2 separate regions of the Homo sapiens genome follow, and region 2 is linked to region 1. A link is a contact called in ENCODE Hi-C or POLR2A ChIA-PET data. All regions are on one chromosome and are shown on one strand. The core of a region is the stretch at or near the end of the contact, and the rest is flanking DNA. Distances in the headings are between cores, read along the strand shown.

The links. A loop is a pair of places that touch in the nucleus more often than their neighbours do. ChIA-PET counts read pairs that join two places held with the same protein, here RNA polymerase II (POLR2A). Pooled maps may share reads with other maps.
Region 2: a map of B cell shows a loop between it and region 1 (24-fold over the local background). The contact joins the promoter of RAB4A-AS1 here to the promoter of URB2 in region 1. A Hi-C loop is called at or near these places in 7 of 168 maps with a recorded cell type or tissue (B cell, CD4-positive, alpha-beta T cell, CD8-positive, alpha-beta T cell and 3 more), 10 of 37 single-sample maps with no recorded cell type and 25 of 50 pooled maps. POLR2A ChIA-PET finds 5 or more read pairs at or near these places in 2 of 52 experiments (MCF 10A and OCI-LY7).

Annotation. Positions count from the first base shown.
Region 1 is chr1:229,624,690-229,627,800 of GRCh38, forward strand. It overlaps URB2 (URB2 ribosome biogenesis homolog), which reads left to right and starts at 1,558. Exons shown (of 10, transcript NM_014777.4): 1 at 1,558-1,667; 2 at 2,932-3,070. The coding sequence starts at 2,945. It overlaps TAF5L (TATA-box binding protein associated factor 5 like), which reads right to left and starts at 1,433. Exons shown (of 5, transcript NM_014409.4): 1 at 1,196-1,433. RefSeq lists enhancers at 342-391, 2,052-2,131 and silencers at 882-1,071, 1,162-1,861.
Region 2 is chr1:229,269,584-229,272,694 of GRCh38, forward strand. RAB4A-AS1 (RAB4A antisense RNA 1) reads right to left here and starts at 1,571. Exons shown (of 2, transcript NR_149313.1): 1 at 1,393-1,571. RAB4A (RAB4A, member RAS oncogene family) reads left to right here and starts at 1,528. Exons shown (of 8, transcript NM_004578.4): 1 at 1,528-1,787. The coding sequence starts at 1,757. RefSeq lists silencers at 1,340-1,869, 1,910-2,069.

The sequences.
Region 1 (3,111 bases), core at 308-2,807:
GCTACATGGTTTCCATCCTAGGTCTACTGTCACCAAGCTCTATCCACTACATTATGCTGTTCCAAAGTTTAAAGATGTGGCCAGATGCATTTAACCTATTAAGCACAAAACTCCCTTTCCTACTCCCCCTTCCAAGTAGAGCTGTGACCAGGAACTGGGGCACAGCCTCCGTGTCCTCCCCTACATCCCCAACTCAGGTGTTGGCACACTTGAATCGCCTGATATAAGACACGCTCCGCACTTAATGTTCCTCTCAGCACAGCTCCCAACTGCTTGTTAGCAGGAGTCACCATTCCGAGATTCCAATCTGCAAGGTCAGTTTAGGTACAGTAATTTAAGACAGACACTGCATGGGACTGGCACTTACCTTCTGATCCCAGAACCACAAAGACTGCGAGATCCGCATTACAACGACTTTCACAACTGATGGGAGAACTGCATGTAGCGTTCCTGCACTCCACTTCCGCTAAGTCTAAAATGACACCACTGTTTCTAACCATCCACTCACTTCGGACCAACGCCTTATCGAATACATTTTCAAAAGCCTGGCAGCTTCGCGAGCTGGAGGTGGTGAACCCGTCCCACACCATGGGCGCACCAACCTTACCTTGCTGTCATGAGGCAACGAGCCCCGAGAGACACCCTTGCAGGTAAGCACTCTCCTGCAGCAGCTAGTCTAACTCTGGCTCCCCCGTGTCACACGCGGAGATCGACTCCACACCCACCCACGCACGATCACCATGTGCAAAGTTGAATCCCGACTTCGCCGCAAAGACATTTCCTTTTCCCCTACATGCAAAGGAGCTGTGGAGCCGTGCTCCCTGCTTGGCTGTCGGGCACTGGGATACCTTCCCCGCGGGCGCCCGCCACCTCCTCCCCGAGCCCGGCATCCAACCCGCAGGACCCACCCCTGCGCAGGAACGCGACGCCAGTCCAGGTGTAGCCGCCGACTGCAGGCCACGCCGCCGGCCGCAGCCCGGGACTCGGGAGGCCGAGGGCGGAGGCGCGGCCGTCGCGCCCGCGCAGAGCCGCCCGCCGCCCCCCAGCCCCGCCTCCCGCGCCCCACCCCCACCGCCCGCCGGCGGGAGCCAAGGCGCGCCCCGCCGAGGCCCCACCGCCCCGGCCCCCGCCCGCCCGCGCGCGCGCGCGCCTCGCGACCCTCCCGGCCCTCCCCGCCCGTGCTCCCGGCACTCACTGAACATCCCAGGCGGCTCCGGCTCCCCCCGCCGCCGCCGCCTCCGGGATCGGGTTGCTTCCGCCTCCGTCGTCTCTGCCGCAGGGTCTCACTCCGACGGCCGGCTCAGCTGGGCCCCCGCGCCCCGCGCCCCGCCGCCCCCGCCGCCGCTCTGGGCGGCCGCTCCATGACTGACTGACACGGAGCGGGCCGCGGGCTGGGCCGCTCGGGCCTCCAACGCGCAACCGTCTCCGCCAATGGGCGAGGCGCCTCGGCGCTCGGCTGGCGACGCCTGGCGTGCGTGCAGCCCCTCCCCGCTGCGCCGCCGGCGTCCGGCGGAAGGAGCGCGGGTACCGGTCCCACGTGGTGGGGACGCGGGACCCGTACAGCGGCCTCCGCCGCACCGGGACAGCAGCCGCCGCCGCTGCCGCCGTCCTCCCCTGTCTACCCGGAGCTGTCTCGAGCTGAGCCCCCTACCGGGCCGGATCCCGAGGTGAGTCCCCCACCTGCGGTCAGCCCCTGCGGGCAGCCAGGTCCCGAGGTGAGTCCCCCCACCCGGGGCTGGTCCAGAGGAGATCCCCCTACCTAAGGCCGGGCCCAGATGGGGGGCCCCCCAACCCTGCCCAGTTCCGGTGCCGCCAGCAGACTCTGGGCTGGAGCGGCTTCGGCACGCTCCATTCGCGAAGGCGAACTCCCTCCTGGCTCCTAGCTGCTCTCCCCTGGTTCTTGTTGCTTGGTCTCTTTCTGCTGGGCAGGGAGTGCTGGCAGGGCTGTGCTGTCCGCCCTGGACTTCGCATTGCCCGGTAAGGGCGGTTGGAGGCCCGGAGAGCCGAACTCTGGCGGAGCCGGGGAGAGCATCTCGGTTGTCTTTGTAGCCAGTTCAGCAAACACCTGTTATGCACTTTGTAGCTGTCGCGATGGCGGTTCTATGGTATTGAACTTAGAAAGTCAGGCATCGTTGAATTCGTTTTGGACATTTTGACAAAATAGGAAAACTGACAGCACTTGACGTTCTTGTTCTCTGCAGTAGAGTGAAGGATAACTTAATTTCTAAAATGAAAACGTCTTAACGTTCCTTTTTACTATAACTTTTAGGAAACTCAAAGCCAAGTTTACCCAGTTTAATAGTAACTGTAGGTGTTTGGTATGTTTGCTACCCCCGAGATTTCATGGTTTTTTGTTTTCTATTTTTAGTCTTTTCCTTGTGCAAGTATCTCTTGTAGAGTCTTTTTTGAAGTGTATGTGCGTTGTAAATTTATACACGACTGAATAAAAGTGTTAGTGGAAGGTTACTGTTGCAGCTGAAATAACTGTATTCCTTTGGGGTTTTCTTTTTCACTTGGAGACATATTACTTTCTCCGGATATTGCTTATGTATCTTTTCCTCTTTCAATTTGAAACCATGTATGAATGACTCTTTCCACAAGTAATGTAATCACTGATTTTGGCCTTGTTGAATTCCTGAACACTCACCTTTGTGGAAGTGATGTTTGATCATAGCTGGAATACATATAGTCCATCTTCTGTGTGTGCAGTCCATCTTTTGCTTGCTTTTGTCTGAATTTCCCCCAGAAAATTCTGGAGTCAAGCATCTTGTATGTAGATTTACCCCGACAAATCTGTTGATTCATTAAAAACTTTTAAAAGAATACATATTAGGTAAACAAGATACAGTACTGCAATACTGTTGGTTTTCTGGTGCCTGCTCAGTCTGACATTGTTATAGTATTTTTTTTCCCATTGTTTTTAAATTTTAGATAAAGCCTAGCCATGGCTGCTGTTTATTCTGGCATTTCCCTTAAGCTTAAAAGCAAGACAACTTCCTGGGAAGATAAACTAAAACTAGCTCACTTTGCTTGGATTTCTCACCAGTGCTTTCTTCCAAATAAAGAACAAGTAAGTTTAATGTGAAACTCATATTTTTACAGTCTGTCAAG
Region 2 (3,111 bases), core at 321-2,820, 360 kb before region 1:
TCTGAAATGGTTTTAATCAGAACCAATCTGTTATACTCAGGAGCCTAAATCAAACACGACATGCAGAGAGACAAACAAGAAAGCAACAAATGATCTGAGCCACTGAACAAGAAATATATATAAAACAGTTTTAGGAATTACAGCTGTCACAACTTTTCACCATGGGGCCTTCTCTGTGATTTAGAAAAAACTGCATTTATTTGTTATTAGGATCGGAGACAAGAGAAAAATACCGACCCAAATAGCCACTGGGGAAGAGGGAAGCTCTGATGCCAATTTATGTGGAGGATGGAGCCAAACTGACTCACACACACACACACAAAAGTATGTACTGGCATTTTCCACACAGTCCAGGTCACTTGGGAGCTTAGCCAAGGATATTTTGAGCATTCGACTACCTATTGTGAACAAGGTTGGGAACTATGAGGCGCTATGTGGCCCTGATCAAGCTCAGATGGGCCAAATCCTCAACCAAAATTCTCTTTCCCATAAATGTTTATCTCTACATTTCCCACAGAAGGGGATTCTAACTCAGTTTTGCTTCTGAAACCAAACTATCCAAGGCCAGGTGAGATGACTCATGCCTGTAATCCCAGCAATTTGGGAGGCCAAGGAGGGAGGATGCTTGAACTCAGGAGTTCAAGACCAGCCTGGGCAACATAACAAGACCCCATCTCTACAAAAAATTTAAAAATTGGCGCGGTGTGGTCGTGTGAGCCCCTAGCCCCAGCTACTCAGGAGGCTGAGGCAGGAGAATCGGTTGGGCTGGGCTGACAGTGCCAGACCCTGTTAAAAAATAAAAATTAAAAAAACTCCTAAATTTGGAAACACATCCCCAGCTGAGGGCCGGGAGATACTTCTCAACCGTAATCCAGAACCCTCTAAAATGGGATGTGGAGAGGCTGCAGCCTGTAGTCTTGCGATGACCTTTTAGCACCTGGGCATCTTGCGCTTCTGTCATTCCGCCCACACCCGCTCAGCTCCATCCAAGAGGGCCCGGCAGTTTGGAGTGAAAGCTTAGCTTCCCAACGGGTAAATGAACCTGCCTCCCATTCACAGGGCGGCCTCTGGCTGGACACCTGGGGCCTACTGCCTCCTTGTTACACATTAACCAAGTTCTGGCCTCCATCGTAACAGCGTCAGGGAAGTTTTTTCCTGGCTGACAGCCGCAGATGATGACCGAAGACAACGTCTTAACTGAGACGGGCCAATTTGGCAAATGGACTGCTTTCCTCCCCAGTGCGGGCACCTTCCTCCTCTGTCCGGCAACTGGACCCCACTGTCCCCAGCCCTCTGTCACCCCCAAACCTGCCCACCGCCCGCCTCTACCCGACCCTCCCTCAGGGAAATCGGGACTCAGCCCCCAACGCCCCCACCTGCCGCTCTGCCCACCTCAGCGCACACCGCCAGAGCGCCCAGCCCGCGCACGTGCTTCCGGCGCGCGCCGAAGTCCTCACGCGCCCCGCCCCGGCCTCCCCGTGCGCACGCGCGAACGCGGGGTGGGCCGGGCCTCGCGTAGCCCATCTCCTCTTCCTCCTCGCGGTCGCGGCCGGACGGAGGGTGGAGGGCCCTGCGCCTGCGCGGAGCTGGAGTCCGGCTGGGCCGCAGCCGCTGGGAGACCGGCGGTTGCCGTGGGGACCGGTCGGGCCCCTCCCTCCTCCGGTCCCCCGCCCCAGGTCCTTCCCCACCGAGACGCGCCGGCGGACCGCGGGCGAGTGCAGCCGGTGACCCGGCGAGAGGCGGCGCCGCTCCCAAGATGTCGCAGACGGCCATGTCCGAAACCTACGGTACGAGGCCCGGGCTGGCGGGGCGCGCGGGTCGGGCCGCGGGGGGCGTCGGTGGCGCGGGGCCGGGCCTGGGCTGCGGGGGTCTTGAGGGTGGCGGTGGCGCCGGCCGGAGCCGGGGGACGGATCTCGGAGGTGTCTGGGCTTGGGACCGGGATGGGGGACGCGGGCCGCTGGGGGCTCGGGTGGGGTAGCGGGTGCGCGGGGCGCGGGGGCGCTGTGCACAGCGCATTGGCGTGATCCGCCTTTTCAAGTTTCCTCTTGCTCTTTCTCTGCTCTTGCACTCTTAGCGCTTTTCCCCTCTCAGTCTAATGTAAATAACTGAAGGTTTGAAAAGCCAGCTTGATGTTCGGTTTCAGCTGCGATATTATCCCCAGCGAGCCTGTGAAGGGCTTAGGGCGACGCCTGTGTTCCTCAAATACTTCAGTTTGACCTTTCCTGGTTTGGAATTCCTTGCTTTACATTGGGATTACAGTGAGGAGTTATTAATAGGCTAATTCATTCATCTCTTCCTCCGGAGACCTCTTGCTTCGTTTATTTCTCCCTCCCTCTCAGTGTTTTTTAGCCTTTTCTGGGTTGCATTTTGGCTATTTATAAACATGTCTTGTCTCCTTCTTAAGACCGTAAGCACCTTGGAAGCAAAGCCCTGGCTGTTTAATCTTTGTTTCCCCTGCAGCACCCAGACCTGGAGGTGCTTGACAAATACTGTTTTGAATAAGCGAAAGCTTTCCCAGTGCATATGCTGTGTGCTTTTTTTTTTTTCTCCCCTTTTTTGGCCTTGCGTGGTAAGAATAAACAACTTGTACTTTGTATCAGAGTTGAATATTAATAGATGTTTACCAGTCCCTAATCACTCTTTCAGATGTATGTATTCTCAGATTAAGACTTTGATTTGGAGTTTTACAGTCCCAGAGAGAGGCTCAAGTTCAAAATTACATACCTCAAGCCAAATTAGTCCTGTCTCCATCTGTCCTGGCATGCTGCTTCCTTCTCTGCAACAAATACTGTGGAATGGCATTAGGGAAGCGAGCACCGTGCTGGGAGGGCTGTACATCCTGCAGAAACACAGCAGACACGGCTCTGGTCTCATGGAGCGTAGTCTATTGAGGGAATGCAGTATTAATCCAATTGTGATACTAATGAGTGAATAATTAAAAACCAGGCAAGAGTTCTGAAGGAGTGTGGTCCGTGAAAGTGTGTTAGAAAGAAAGATGACCCAGACAGGGGTGTCAGGGAGGCATTAACCAGGCAGCACGCAGAACATCTCAGGCCTGTGGGAAGGGTAACTCAAGAAGGGTGTGTTTTGAGTACCACGCTGGAGAGGTGG